2 separate regions of the Homo sapiens genome follow, and region 2 is linked to region 1. A link is a loop called in an ENCODE intact Hi-C map of the cell type or tissue named here. Cell type or tissue: IMR-90. All regions are shown on one strand.

Region 1 (8,000 bases):
TGTCACCATATTCACACTCACACTCAACACTTCTGTGACCAGATGTGTGGGTTTTCCACATCAAACAATTCTCCCAATCCCTGTGGACATCAACTGTGTGTTCAGCAATTTAATTCTAAGACTAACCAGTGCCGTTAGCAAAGACCCCACAGGTTAAGGGCTCAGTACCACAAGACTGCCCCTCACTTCAGATGCTAATCACAAGTAGTGGGTCCCTAGATTATTCACAATTTCTGTCTGACTTGGCTACAAATCAGAGATTCCCGCCATCCCCTTCTAGTGTTGGATAATTTCCTAAAGTGGTTCACAGAGCTCAGAAAAGCAATTCTACTTACTATTGCTAATTTATCACAAAGGATATTTTAAAGGATACAGCTGAACAGCCCAGATGAAGAGGTAAATAGGGCAAGGTCTGGCAAGATCCTGTGTGCAAGAGCTTTTGTATGTGTAAAGTTGGGGTGTGCCCCCTCTTGGCACATAGTTGTATTCACCAGCCTGGAAGCACTCTGAACTCAGTAGTTTAGGGTTCTTTATTGAGGCTTCATCAAGTAGGCATAATCAATTTTTAACTCAATGTGTAATCCCTCACCCCTTCCTGCAGGATGAGGGCTGGGGCTAAAAGCTCCAAACTTGTAACCATGCCTTGGTCTTCCTGGTGACCAGCCGCCATCCAGCATCCCACCAAGAGTCACCTCATTAGAATAAAAGACCCTCTGATCACCCAAAAAGTTCCAAGGAATTAGAAGCTCTATGTCAGGAACTGAGGCCAAAGACCAAATAAAAGGACAAAAGATGCACCTAACACTTCTATCACTCAGGAAATTACAAAGGTTTTAGGGTTCTGTGCCAGGAACTAAGAGCAGAAACCAAATATGTTATTTGTACTACTTCACAACTGAAACCTTACTAACTCAAGAGCAACCTTTTATCCTCCCAGCTCCTCATCACTCCTGCAGGTCCTGGTCTTTGCTCTCCTGCTAACCAGGATCCCCAACCCTTGAGTTCTGGATGGAAAGCTATCCAAGCTTTCCTCACATTTCCTTCTCATATCATTTCAAACATTTATATAAGATTTAGATTTCTCCCTTACTTGACCCCTGTCTCTGAGAAAAGTAGGCCACACATCTCTGTACATTCTCATTCTTACACAGTTGAATTACCCTTTCTTATTTTCAAATCAACACTCACTGCTCTCCTCTCTCCCTTTTATCTAGAATGCCTTTCTCCCCTGGCAAAAGTTTTACCCCATCTTTAAAGGTATTCTGCCAATATCACCTCCTTTGTACATTTTCTAGATTAACTAATATAATCTTTCTCTTTTGAACTTGTATTGTAATTTGTACCTTCTGTCCAGCACTTTATCATTTTATACATTGTAAACCAATTGTGTCATCCTATTTTTTGCCCTTATCAATATGAAAGATTTGGGGAGGATAAAACTACATAGTTCTAATTTTTTGTAGCCCCAGTAGTATCTATTGGAGTATGTGGCATTTTAAAAATAGGTAATCTTATTGAATTCTGTTCATTTCTCTTGAGGTTAAGAAAAGACTCAGTAGTTGAAGAAGTGATCAAAGCTATCCTTATGTTAAAAAAAAAAAAGGCTTCTCTCCATGAAATATATTGGCCTATCTGAGGATCAAAGCTTTGACTTCGTTCATCTCATGCTCTGATAAGCTGAATTGCTTCACAAAGTTTGCATGATTAACACTGCCTGCCTTAAGTGCTTTAGTCTTGCCAGAAACTGGTAAATTTTGAATATCCTTTGTGTTGTTATATAAAGATTCTCTGTGCAAAAGTAATTGCTTTCCTCAGCTAAGAAGGTCATGACTTTTCATAGTAGATAAGAATATGTGCTTAATAAATAAGCTGACCAAGTCTATTTTAGTTTCTATGAAACATGCCTGTGCCTACTTTTTTCTTCATTGTTGATTGTGGGTTTAGTGAGTGCCAGTTATGATGTAGAAATTGTATAAAAGCATAGCATTGGCATGGGTTTGATTTGTCAGAAGTCAAAATACTGAAATATCTGAATAAATAAATTAATGACCTGTAACATCACTTCTATCCTTAAATACATATTCTGGTGGGGGGAAAAAAAAGAGCAAATCTGCATCTCATTCAACTTCCTGATTTCTCTCTGTTGTCCGGATGTGTTAGATTAAATACGACCACAGATTCTTTGCAGCTCCTCCTATAAAGAGGTGGAGTCTATTTTCCCACTCTTTGAAACTGATCTGTCCTTGTGACTTGCTTTGATAGAATGCAACAGAAGTGATATAATGTGGCTTCTGAACTTCTATTTTAAGACGCTTTGCAGTTTTTACTTTTGCCTTCTTGGAATACTTCCAGAATCATATAAAAAGTCCAGGTGAAAGTTTGCACAGAGAGAGAGCTTCGCAGTTTTCAGGGCCATGCCAGTCATCCTACTGAGGCCCTAGGCATGTGAATGAAGCCATCTTAGAGTCCCAAGCCCCACTCGAGCCACGAGCCACAAGCTATCTGAACCCCATGAGTGAGCCCAGATGAGACAAACATAATTGCCTAGTCAACTCACAGAACTGTGAGAAGTGATAAATCACCATCAAGCCATTAAGTCCTCGCTTTGTTATACAGAAATAGATAACTAGCCGTATGTTAGTTAGGTATATTTAGCTTGTCTCCCTAATCTCTGGAATATGCGAAGGCAGAATTTTCCATTCACCTTTCCCCATTATGGCAAAGCACATAATAACATCTAAAATAAGCTCAAAATAAAGGTCATTCCAATGAAAGATTGGACCTTGCTAAGTTTCAGTTTTCTAACTAGTGAAGTAAAGCTATTGGATTAAATACAATTTAGGATTCTCTTTGTTCTACCTCCCATAACACCAGCTCATTTTGTTAGATGAATTCTCTGGAAGAATTGGAACTAATGATTCTATTTTATTTTTTGTCTTCCATCTGAATTGTTCTGGCCGGTTTATTCCTTAAATGCCCAAGATAGATAAAAGGTACCGAATGGAAATAGACAAGAACTCCAGGTCTGTGGGGGACACAAGAATCTTCCACTCTGCTTTTCCTGTGAAAATTCTGTTCTTCCTACATATAAATGAGCCGTACTCATCCAAACCTGTGTTTGAATTGCACATAGTTATGGGATAAAGATCTGCTGGCACATTCAGGAAGATGATCTGTGCTTCTACTGAATTTTTAGGTGTAAGAGTCAGCATACACATTTGCTGAGCCCATGTCCCAAGGCTCTGAGAAGGTTCGTGGCACAAGATACCCAATATGCTAGATAAAAGGCAGATTGTGACTTTGCTATTTAGATTTGTCTGCTTAGGTGGTTTCGGCTATTGCATTTGAGATCTTTGCAGCTGACTGGTTGTATGCATTTGACTTGAATTTTTATGTGCTTGCTAGATGTTTTAGGTTTTGCTCTGTGACCTTGAACGGCATTATGTCAATTAAATCACACAGTGGGGAAATGACTTAGACCACCAAGAGTTATTGAACAAAATTTCATTTAGCATTGGGAAAAAATTGTTGAAGATAAAAACTCATAGAATTTTGGAATCAAAAACATTTTAGAAACCATTTAGTGAGGAGAGTGGGACTCACAGAACAGGGTGATCTGCCCAAAGTCACTAAGCTAGGTAATGGCATTCTGTGCAACTTTAAAATAAACAAACTCTATACTATTTGCAAATGCTATTAGAAATTAGAGAAAGATCTTGGGTGCTGTGATATTATGGGCAGTGCACCAAAAAGCCAAATATTCCTTTGTACAATATTTATCTTCAAGGACATGGACATAAGTGGCTAAGCAAAGGCAGCAATCAGATAATCCTAGATGCAGTTGTATATGCATCTGTATGTATATATGTATATGCACGTATATATACAGAGAGAGAAAGAAAAAGTAGTTTGCCAGGGCAGAGATTTAGTCTGATTGCCACCTATGGAAGGCATGGAGAGTCTGAGAAGAGAAGTTATTGCTTATGCTGACCTTTTAAAAACTTCTGAAAGCTTCAGTCCCACAAAACATGGTCCAATCAATGTCCTGGAATCTGACCAGTTGGATCATTCTCTCTTAGGGGAATGGAATTTTTTCCTCTTTTCTTGACTTAGCATTTAGAAAATCTAAGGGGAAGAGCCTAGCGCTCCCCCTAGAGGCTAATATTTATGCTTGCAACTTAGAAAGCATTGCAATATAAGGTTCTGTTTTCAAAGTCTTGAAACTTTCCTGAGGAATATATTATCACGCTCTCTATTCATTACCTGTAGACGTTTTAATAAGATGAAAGTAGACTATTCACAGCTGCGCCTCATTAATAAAAGGTTGAAGACATCGTTTTTTATAATGGACTTTTAAAAAGTACGCATTTAGTGGCTTTTTACCTTTTAATGCTTTTTACCTTTTACCTTTTATCCTCGGTGGTAGCACATTGGGCTTCTATGTTCCAAAATACAGATAATCTCTAAAGTCAAGTGACAGGAGTTTAGTTATATGGGTAGTGAGCTGAAAAAACACCACCCTATATTTCTAAGTGACTATATTTGTAACTGAATAGGCCACTTGTCATCAGCTAAAGTTTCCATGGATAACGTAGCATGTGACTTTTATAGGATATTGCCTCCTACACAACAGGCTGTATTCAGTAATAAGTACAGGCAATTCGGATGCTGTTATAATATTTACCATGAATTTCTCAAGGCAAATCCTGATAATATTCAGTTTATAAGAATGAGTGTTTACACTTTCATAGGTGTTTAATTAACAAAATGTAATTAGAGAGGTGGAAGGGTTTCTGTTTTTCTCATTTCTTACTTTGTTCTCTGTTAGTGGTGTGCCATAAACCCCCAAAAGGGAGCTGAAGTATGATCCTATTATATTAAAGTAGCAAGTGAATTTGTTAAACTCCTGGTAAGACATGTACACATATGGGTTGGGAATATTTTTGGTGTAGAAAAGTAATATATATATATGATATATATTAATTTATAATTACAAATATCATTTTCACATCATACAGAATATGATAGGTACTACAGATATAATTGTACTTTTAATCTATGTGTGTGTGTTTCAGTCTTGAGGACCTGGAAGCAAATGAGGAGAGAAGAAGGAAAGTTGATGTATTATTTTTGTAGCCTTTGTTTTCACTTTCTTTTGTTGTCTTAATACTGCCAATTGTGGAAGAAAGCCATTTGGGAAGTATTTGTGGTGCTTTCTTCAACTTGATTAGGCTTTGCTGCCAGGGCCTTCGTTGTACTATACAGGAATTCCTGTGATTTTCAGGAACACAAAGCGGTCTTTAGAAACACATTCGCTGGGCAGACAGGAGGGAAAAACACACTATTTGGCCAACCAGAGGAAGAAAGCTCATGTCTGGAAAATTTTACTGAACACCCCATCAGGAAATTCATTACTTATATTCTAAACAGCAGCTTCCGAGATCTGTTTTTATATTTATAGAATATCTGGCAGCAAGCAAATGTAAAAGAGAGCTATATTACATTTAGTATTTTGCTTTTGCTTTTTCAGTTCCACTTTTAAAACTATATAGGAAATAATGAGCTCACAAGTATTGTTTTGGCATTCTTCAATGTGCTCACATTTAACAGATCATGACCATTTATTATACTACAAGAATAACAATACATTTTAACCCCAACTCTTAATACTATTAGAAATTATTGAAATTGAAGAGCCTTGATGTGAAAATTAAGCTGGGGCTTTGTACAAAAGATCTGACTTTAATAGCCATGTTCATCTTGGCCAACTTATTTATTTTCTACGTTTCTTGACTGGATATGTAGAGCATTTAGGAGAAGAATTTTATTCAGTGTCCAAAAGGAAGTAGTTTCTATGGAAAAGGTGCTATAAATGGATTTGATAACTGAGTCCAAGTCCCAGGTTTTTCTCTTATCAAGTGATTAACAAAATGTTACCCTTTCTGAAATGGGGACAAAAATGCTTTCTCTAACAGCCCCTATAGGGTGATTGAATCAATCAGGGTCCATCAGGGAACAGAAACCACGCCAGTTATTTGAACATAGATATTAAATGTAAGTAACTGTTAACTAGATATAAGATTGTTGTTAATAAAATCAATGAAAGGGTAAAAGAGAACTACAAATAATCACAGAAGTGGCAACTGTAGGATGCAGCTTCCAGCTCTAGAGGTAGGGAATAGAGAGAAGACTTTGGAGTTATTAAAACTTAGATCTTGGAGGAAAGGACTAGTAGAGCTGAAATTTATCCCACTAATGGTGAACTTGGACAAGACCCATAGACCTGAAATTCATTCTGCAGAGGGAACATGGGTCAGGCTAGCTCTAGTATCTCTGAAAGCCATGCAATAGTACTGCAAATGTTGGAAGTATTGCAAACTGGTTTCAGCTGCTATTACAGGAAGGAGCAGCTGCTCCTTGGGCAAACAAAACAGCTAGGGTGATGCTGTTAGGAATAGCAGGCAGTCAGCTAGCCCATAGGAAAACAATATTTCTTCTTTCTTCACCAGGCTTTTCAGTTTCCATCTGGGCTCCCTGTTAGAAGAGCCTAACATAGAGCCATCAGAGTCAGGATAAACATGGTTTTGAGAGTCTCAGCCATAGCATCACAATGAAGTTTACAGAATGGACAAATAGATTTGGAGCTGAGAGATAATTTCTTGCACAGCTTTATGTAAAATGCTTTCCAATGTAGACAAAAGTAAAGTATAATTTTGCAGTGTAAAGGTAGAATTTTATTTTCATTAACATTTTTGCTCTTTTAAATCTTGGAAAATAACAGTGGCTTAGACATTCTTAAATGACTTCTGTGTTGTAAAATATCTTACCAATAGCAGGGTACTTGAAATTTACACCACACGAGGCCTTTTGGTTGAGGCTCAATGGTTTATGAATAATATACTTATTCTGCTATAGTAAAGTAAGGATTAGAACATTAATGCAGAATGAGGTAAACCTAGGGGAAGGGGAAATGTGGTGAGAATTTGAATTACATTAGTATTGGTGGTGTGTAAGGAAAACTGATGTAGGTCTTAGTTTTTTGTTTTACCAAAGAAAATAATTGGAAGAATGATCACCAAGAAGAGAGAGGTTGAATATTATGCATTATACACTCTGACTTATCTTTAAATTATCATATAGAAGTGACAACTGCAACATGGACAGCAATTATTGAAGAGAAAATGGTACAACAATGATTCGATTTCTATTTTTTTGCTCAAATAAAGCAAGGACATACAATATGTTCTTGAAGTACCATTACAAATTACATCTCTGAACACTCAGAGAAAGGCTAATAGTGCAGACTGTTCTTAATAGTGGAAAGCAACATACAATTCAAGTTCTTCAGCCTCATATCTCATGGTAATTTTCTTTCTTATGTCTTATTGCATTCTAAGCGCCGAAGAGGTAGCTTTGATTGTGGTGATAATAGTCTGTGTCCTAAAGCAAGACTATTTTTAAGGCAATAGAGTACCTTTTTAGAAAACTCTTTATCTCTGTCATACATTAAAGAGAATAAACAGATATTCAGTGGTTTGATAGTGGCAGTAATGATGGATTTTTTTTTTTTTACAACTTATCTGACAGTATTGGTTTCAGAAAGATCTGGAATTACTTGAGCATAAAATTCTTGCTTTGTCTATTTTAAAAACTATAGCTGACAAATAAGCTCATGTGTGATTCTTTGATTCTTGGGGAGGGAAAGAATCTAAAGATGTGCCTTTTATGAGAACAGCTCTTGATATTACATTCAGATAGTGATTAACATTCTTCCTTTTCACAAAATTTCTGTTTCAAAGAGAAGAGTATTTTGTGGATATATAGGAAATCTTCATAAAATATTTTATTTTCATAAATTATTGATGTCAAAAAAGGCCTGTATTTTATATTAAACTGAAACATTCTTCACCTTTGCAAGAAAATGGAAAAGCTGATCAATGAGATTCTACTTACATCTAAATCATTCTCCAGTTTCAAACTATTTGCTAAGAGAGTGGTTG
Region 2 (8,000 bases), 670 kb before region 1:
AGATCTTCTTGGTATTGATTTCCATTTTTACTGCACTATGATCTGAGTATATCCTTGTTATGATTTTGCATTTTTTGAATTTTTTGAGACTTGCTTTATGGCCGAGCAGGTGACTGATTTTACAATATATTCTATTTGCAGATGAGAAGAGTATATGTTCTGTGGTTTTTGGATGGAGTGGAATATATATTCTGTGATTTCTGGATCTGCAGATGTCTATTATGCCCAACTGGTCAGTTGTTGAGTTTAAGTCCAGAATTTCTTCATTAGCTTTCTGCCCCAATAATCTGTCTAATGGTGTCAATGGAATGTTAAAGTCTCCCACAATTATTGTGTGGCTGTTTAAGTGTTTTCATAGGTTGAGAAAAACTTCTTGTCTTATGTTGGGTGCGTATATATTTAGGATAGTTAAGTCTTTAAAAAAATTAAACCCTTTATCAATATGTAATGCCATTCTTTGTCCTTTGCAATTGTTGTTGGCTTAAAATTTGTTTTATCTGATATAGGAATAGCACCTCTTGCTCTTTGTTGTTTTGTGTTTGCTTGGTAGATCTTTCTCCATTCCTTTACTTTGATCCTGTGAGTATCATTACATGTGACATCCATCTCTTGAAGACAGAAGACAATTGAGTCTTGTCTTTTTATCCAGCCTGCCACTCTGTGCCTTTTAAGTGGGGGTATTTAGACCATTTACACTCAGGGTTAGTATTGATATAGGAGATCTCTATCCTGTCATTGTGTTGTTGCTGTTTGTTTTGTAGACTTGATTGTATAATTGCTTTGTATATTTCATGGGCTATGTGCTTGAGTGTATTTTTGAGGTAGCAGGTGTCAGTTCTTTGTTTCTATGTCTTCTTTTTAATTTTTATTTATTTTATTAAATTTTTTTTTATTTCCATAGGTTTTTGGGGAACAGGTGGTATTCGGTTACATGAATAAGTTCTTTAGTGGTGATTTATGAGATTTTGGTGCACTCATCCCCTGAGCAGTATATACTGAACCTAATTTGTGGTCTTGTATTCCTCCCCACTTTCCCACCCTTTTCCCCTGAATCCTTGTATTTGTCCATTTTCATGCTGCTGATAAAGACATACCCAAGACTGGGCAATTTACAAAAGAAAGAAGTTTATTGGACTTACAGTTCCACATGGCTCAGGAGACCTCACAATCATGGTGGAAGGCAAGGAGGAACAAGTCACATCTTATGGGTATGGCAGCAGGCAAAAAGAGAGCTTGTGCAGAGAAACTCCCATTTTTAAAACCATTAGATCTCATGAGACCCATTCACTATCATGAGAACATCATGGAAAAGACCTGCTGCCATGATTCAATCATCTCCCACTGGTCCCTCCCACAACATGTGGGAATTATAGGAGCTACAAGATGAGATTTGGGTGGGGACACAGAGCCAAACCATATCAGTCCCCAAAGTCCATTGTGTCATTCTTAGGCCTTTACATCCTCATAGCCTAGCTCCCACTTATGAGTGAGAACATACGATGTTTGGTTTTCTCTTCATGAGTTACTTCACTTAGAATAATAGTCTCCAATCCCATCCAGGTTGCTGTGAATGCCATTAATTTTTTCCTTTTTATGGCTGAGTAATATTCCATTGTGTATATAATCACGAGGTCAGGAGATTGAGACCATCCTGGCCAACATGGTAAAACCCCATCTCTACTAAAAATAAAAAAAAATTTAGCTGGTCATGGTGGCATGTGCCTGTAACTCCAGCTACTTGGGAGGCTGAGGCAGGAGAATCGCTTGAACCAAGAAGTCGGAAGTTGCAGTGAGCCGAGATCGCACCACGGCACTCCAGTCGGGTGACAGAGCGAGACACCATCTAAAAAAAAAAAAAAAAAAAGAAAAGAATGCCAATGAGTCATAGATTTGGTCTCTTTACATAATCTCATTTCTTGGACATTTTGTTTATTTTTAAAATTCTTTTTTTCATTACTTTTGTCTGAGTTAATTTGAATTTGAAGAACTGGTCTTCAAGCTCTGAGATTCTTTTTTCAGCTTGAACTATTCTGCTGTTGACACTTCTGATTGTACTGTGAAATTCTTGAAGTGATTTTCTTTTCAGTTCCAGAAGTTCATAGTTTGATTCTTTGTTAAAATGACTATTTCATCGTCCAGCTTCTAGGTTGTTTTACTAAGCTCCTTGGATTGGGTTTCAACTTTCTTCTTTATCCCAGTGAGCTTCTATGCCATTCCGTTTTGAAATCTATGTCTGTCATTTCAGTCATCTCAATCTTGCCAAGAATCATTTCTGGGGGACTAGTGTGTTTGTTTGATGGTAAAGGGGCACACCAGCTTTTTGAGTTGCTGGAGTTCTTGTGTTGATACTTTCTCATGTGTGAGGGCTGGTCTTCCTTTAACTGTGAAGTAAATTGAGTATAGTCAGTAGGCTTAATTTCTGGGTGTTTCCAGAGTGCTAGAACTTTGTATAGACTCTTTATTTGTGGCTGGATCTTTGCTTTGGTGCTTAAGAGTGTTGGCTGACAGATAGGCTCTTACTCAGCTGCATGGCTGTTTTGTTTTGGCTCAGTTGGCAGCAATGCTCTGTGGTGTGGGAGGAGCAAGATGACACCTTCAGCTGATCCACTCTTGGGCCTTGGAGGAGCCCTTTCCAATCACTGACTCCATCCCCACATTTCTTTTGTTAGGTGTTCTGGAAGCCGGGGCTCCCTTAGGCAGGGCCTGCAGTTGGCAGACAGACTGTACCCTTCCTGGGCCAGCCATGTGGAGGGAGACACACCCTGCTTTTCTGCTGGCCTGCAAACCTAGGAATCTCCCCCCTCTTTGTGGTCTAAGAGTGAGAGCTCAGCACTGCTTGGACACTGCCCAAGCTAGCAAGTCTCACCTAGGAGCAGTGTTAATGTGTGAAGTCACCTGACCTACCACTTGTGGGCTCTAGCATGCATGGCCTGCTTGGCTATAAGTGGTGGGTGTGGGTGAAGTCACCCACCTTGCCATCTGGATGTTTGCTGGGGGAATAGGGGACTAAGCCTACTGGCAGGGTTCAGGCAGAAGTGGGACTACTGGGCTGGAAGCTCTAGCAGGTAACTTGCCTGGCTACACATGGTAGAGGTGGGTTGAGTTGCCTGCCTTGCAGTCTGGATGTTTACTGAGGGAACATAGGGCTGTGCCTGGCCACAAAGTTCAGGCAGAAGCAGGATTGCTTTCTGGAAGCTCTAGCAGGCATGGCTTACCTGGTTTTGAGCATCCAGGGTGGGTGGAGTTGCCTGATCTGGCATCCAGATATTTCCCAGGGGAACAGAAGGCTGAACCTTCTTACAGAATTCAGGAAGAAGCAGGGCTTCTGTGTGGAAACTGGCTTTGAGCCTTGCCTGGTGAGGGATGTGAAGCAATCTTACTGCACCTGGGCACAATGATTGCAGCCTCTGTTGGAGCTATCTCATTGGTGCTGGTTTGTTCCAGGGTCCAGGGCTTGTAGAGGTCCCTGTGGGCTTGAGTGTTGCCTTTGCAAAAATTCCGGGTGGCTCTTTGCTTCAGTTTAGAGGACCAGGGTCGGGGGTTGGAGGGATTCTCCTGTTCCCAGACTTGCACAGGTTCCTGTGGGAAGTGTGAATTTTCCAGACGCTCTTCCCCATGTTAAGAAGCTTCTCTTGGTTCTGTGCTGATCCCAGATGGGCTGCTGGCCAGCTTTGCTCCTCTCTGCTCTGTCTGTCCCCTCACTGTGTTGCTGGATCCTAATGTGGTTTCTTAGACAACCGATTTGCAAGGTCAATGTTCACTAGCCACTCTGTCCACTCCCTATGAGACAGGCACACATGAGCTGTTTCTAGTCAGCCATGTTGACCCATCTCCCTTGTGGAATGGACTTGATGCTTGTGAATATTTGTTGATTTCTGGGCATTGGATAGTTAAGTATTTATTGTAGTCTTTGCAGTCTTGGCTTGTTTGTACCCATCCTTCTTGGGGAGATTTTCCAAGTATTCAAAAGGAATTGTGCTGTGATCTATGTCTTTGATCACTGCAGCCATATCTACATTAGGGGGCACTCCAAGCCCAGTAATGCTGTGACTCTTGCAGACTAGTAGAGGTACTGCCTTGAGGTTTTGGGTAAGATCTCAAAGAATTCTTTGAATTATTAGGCTGGTGCAAAAATAATTGCAGATTTTGCCATTACTTTCAATGGCACAATTATTACTTTTGTACCAATCTTACCTTTCTCCAAACAAACAGAGTCTCTCTCTCTCTTCGTGCCCTGCTGCCTGCAGCTGGGGGAGGGATGACTCAGCACCCCTGTGGCCACCACCACTGGGTCTCTGCTAAGTCAGACCTGAAGCCAGCACAGTACTGGGCCTTGCTGAAGGCTTATCGTGACTATTGCCTGGCTACTGCTGATATTTATTCAAGGCCCAAGAGTTCTTTAGTTAGAAAGTGGTGAATCAAGCCAGGCTTGTCTCCTTCGCTTTAGAGTAATAAGTTTCCTTCTGGCCCAGGGTGGGTCTAGAAGTGCTGTCCAGGAGCTAGGGCCTGAAGTTGTGAACATTAGGACTCTACTTGGTGTTACTGTGACTAAGATGATACCCAAGTTGCAAGACTAAGTTCTTTTTACTCTTCCTTCTCCTTTCCTTAAGCGGGAGTCTCTCCCTGTGGCCACCACAGCTGGCAAAGTGCTGGGTCACACCTGAAGTGAGTACTGCACTGGGTCTTACCCAAGGCCCCTGGTGAGTACTGCCTGGGTATGTACTGCTGATGTTTATTCAAGGCCCACGGGCTCTTTAGTTAGCAGGTGATGAATCTTGCCAAGTATGGGTCCCTCCCTTCAAGGTATTGGATTATCTTCTTTCCTGGGGTATGTCTAGAATTGTCATCTGAGAGCTAGGGTCTGAAATGGGGTCTTCAGGACTCTGCTTGGTGCTTTATTTTACTGTGGCTGAAATGATATTCAAATTGCAAGACAAGGTCCTCTTTACTCTTCCCTCTCCTTTCCTCAAGTGGAAAGAGTCTCTCCTGGAGCTATGAGCAATGCTGCCTGGGATTGGGGTGGAGGTGACACAAGCACTCCTTTGGCCATCCCAGCAGGTGTCTCACAAGTCATTGCACCCTGAGTCCACTGGTTCTGAGCCCACACAGCACCAGGACTTGCCCAGAAATTGCAGTCCTTGTGGCCTAGACTGCCTTTCAGTTTTATTTAGGACCTCAGAGCAGTGGTAGTCATGGGGCTAGCCAGAGCTCAGGTTCCAACTGCTGGGATGGATGATTCCTCTCTGAGTAGGGCTGGTATAAATGCTGTCTTCATGGACACTGTGTTGCTTTCCACAGTGACAGGGCAGCACTGAGTTCCAATGCAAAGTCCCACAATCACTACACTCTTCCTTTTCCAATTGCACAGACTCTCTCTCTTCGTGCCATGCAGCACTGCTGGGAGATAGGAGCAGGGTGGTGTTGTCAATTCGAGACTGGGTTTTCTATCCTTTTCAGTGCCTCCTTCTTTAATATGATGTTAAAACTAGGTACTGTGATCATTTACCTGATTTTTAGTCCTCAGTAAGGTGCCTTCCAGTAAGCTGCTCAATTTGGTATTCCTGTGGGGGAGATCAGTGGAGGGTTCTATTTGGCAATCTTGCTCCACCTCCTCCTCAGATGTTTTTAACTGCTATTTTATTATTTATTTGTGTTAAAATATATAACACAAAATTTACCATATTAACTATTTTTAATTGTACAATTCTGTGGCAGTAAGTATATTCACCATGTTGTGTAACCATCACCATTATTCATTTCCAGAATGTTTCATCATCCCAAACAGAAACTCTATACTCATTAAACAATAACCTTCCCTTCATCCCCCCAGCCCTTGGTAGCCTCTATTTTACTTCCTTTCTGTGTGCAGGCTCTGTTTTTGTAGTGCATCTCCTACAGTGCCAGGCTGACATCCTTTAAGTTCAGTGACTTCAGAAAGTTTTTTCTCTGTGAATATTCAATAATATTCACAAAAGTCTCAGATTCAATTCTCAACTGGACAAAGTTGAGTCATATGTCCATCCTTGAACCAATCATGACTGTGTGGATTGGCCAGATCTGTGACATGCACATTCCTGGATATTGGAAGGGTGGAGCCATTCCTGCTTTTCCACCCAAACCATAGGGACTGAAGATTGTGGACTGTGGTGCACAGAGTAGAGTCAAGAAGCAATTAGCAAGATTGGAGGTGAGCTGGAGTACAGGATGCAGAGCAGTGGTTGCTGGGCAGACAGATTCCAAGGCAAGGTCTGGCCTGAACACACATGTCTACATGAATCAAGCAGCCTTCACTAATGACCTTCTGAAAGGAAATAGGATGACTTTTATTTCGCTAAGAGGAAATTGATCTACTAAAAGTAATAATGTTTTCCACATACAAGTCAAAGAACAACTTTTGTTTTGATTCAAAACTTTCATTGTGGTAGGGAGAGGGTGCTATTTAAAAGTTCACTGTATAAAAATATTAGAGGAAATGAAAAAATACTTTATTAAATGAATTCTGACTTCTATTTTGTGGTAGAGAAAGGGAGGAATTAGGACATACAGCAGAAGAGAGAGAAACATGTAAAAGGAAAACTGGCAGAGATGGAAATTCTTCCGTTAAGAAGAAAGGGAATGCAGATTAGTAGGTATAAACTATTTTTATTACACTTCAGATTTTACTTGAACTTCTGGGTTAGGCATTTCCATTTTTTCTCTTGAAATTCTTTGATTAGGATCAGTAAATATGAGACATTTAAGTTGCAATTTCCCCCTTTCTGAACACATGGCCGACATTGCTAATACATCTATTCTTCCAAGTCTGTACGTAGCCTTAAAATGTCCTTAACAGGCTGCTCAAGGCAGACTCCACCAGTTAATCGAGTTGACATGCAAAATTAAACCTATTTGTTACCCTGATATTAGATGTACATTCTGACAGACATATAGGATCATGTCTTGGAATATATTGGCAGCACCTAGTGCAGTATTATGACCTTGAGGACTGAATAAAGTGGATTTAGATTTGGTCCAGCCCATACACTGGGGATTCCTCTTATGAGATATAAGACTGTAAAACATATCCTGAGCTGACTTGGAGCAGTTAGATTATTTCATTCCTAATTATGTTAGGAAGTTAATGGGACAGCCAGCATGTCTTACATTTACCCGGTCAACTGAATAGAATTCAACTGTTTAATTCTGGGAACTGCACAGTGGTTACTGGAATCTCCTGATTCTGAACTAAATGAACACTAAATTTGGATTAATTTGAAATCAGTAGAAAGAGGATGTTAGCGAAATTTTGTGTTATTTTTGTAAATATATTGATTAAATTTGTAGAAGACGTTTTCATTTGGAATTGCAAAAGCAGCCACAAAAGTAGGGGGCTGAATGTTTGTAAGTTAAAAATTATTTAGTTGGAGAACAGAAAAAAGTGATGTCCAAAGGGAGGACATAATTACTTAAATGGTAAAAAGAATAAAACTTGAAAAATTGCTAGAGGTACATAATGAGTCTGCGTTTTATCATCTTTCTACCCTTACTTAAATGGTAATTTGCACCTTGAGTCATTAATACTCCATTTCCTCCAAATTATACTTATTAGATGATGTATCAAAGGTATTAATTTTATTCTATTACATAAAAAGTTCATTTACTTTAGGAAAATTAATATAAAAGATAGAGCATTCCAGTATTCCATTAAAAGTATATGATAAGCAACAGATGGTGTTAAAAACTTCAGACAAGTTTTCCTGGATATCTACAAAAATATGTAAAAAATTAAAACAAATGCTCACTGTTTCTTTATCAGTTTAATTTGGAAATTGTCAATTACAATTATCCAGTAGCTTTCAGGAGTATAGCCTCTGTCATGTTCAGTGGTGGAAATACCAAAAATATGAACTAACACAAAATAAGCTAAATGTTTATACCAGTGGTCAAAGAAGAGGCTTACACTAATAATGAAACTGGAAGGAGTGATCATTTTTTTGCAGCTTCCTTTTTATGAAAGCATG

What was found. Peaks named below come from ENCODE experiments on the same cell type or tissue, not always from the same donor. Only the 100,000 strongest peaks of a DNase experiment are listed, where the experiment ranks them.
Region 2: a loop joins it to region 1, with 7 times the contacts of the local background. A loop is called at or near these places in 3 of 110 quality-filtered maps.

The regions. Positions count from the first base shown.
Region 1 is chr4:142,349,465-142,357,464 of GRCh38, reverse strand. The region is part of intron 7 of INPP4B (inositol polyphosphate-4-phosphatase type II B); the gene reads left to right. Among named protein-coding and RNA genes, the nearest start is that of INPP4B, 490 kb to the left of the region's middle. In IMR-90, a CTCF peak has its summit at 4,136 (motif pointing left); a DNase peak (open chromatin) is centred at 4,124; H3K4me3 peaks cover 285 bases; H3K27ac peaks cover 1,565 bases.
Region 2 is chr4:143,021,536-143,029,535 of GRCh38, reverse strand. All of the region lies in intron 1 of USP38-DT (USP38 divergent transcript), which reads left to right. Among named protein-coding and RNA genes, the nearest start is that of USP38-DT, 160 kb to the left of the region's middle. RefSeq lists an enhancer at 4,013-4,122. In IMR-90, a CTCF peak has its summit at 4,029 (motif pointing right); no DNase peak of the experiment used is centred here.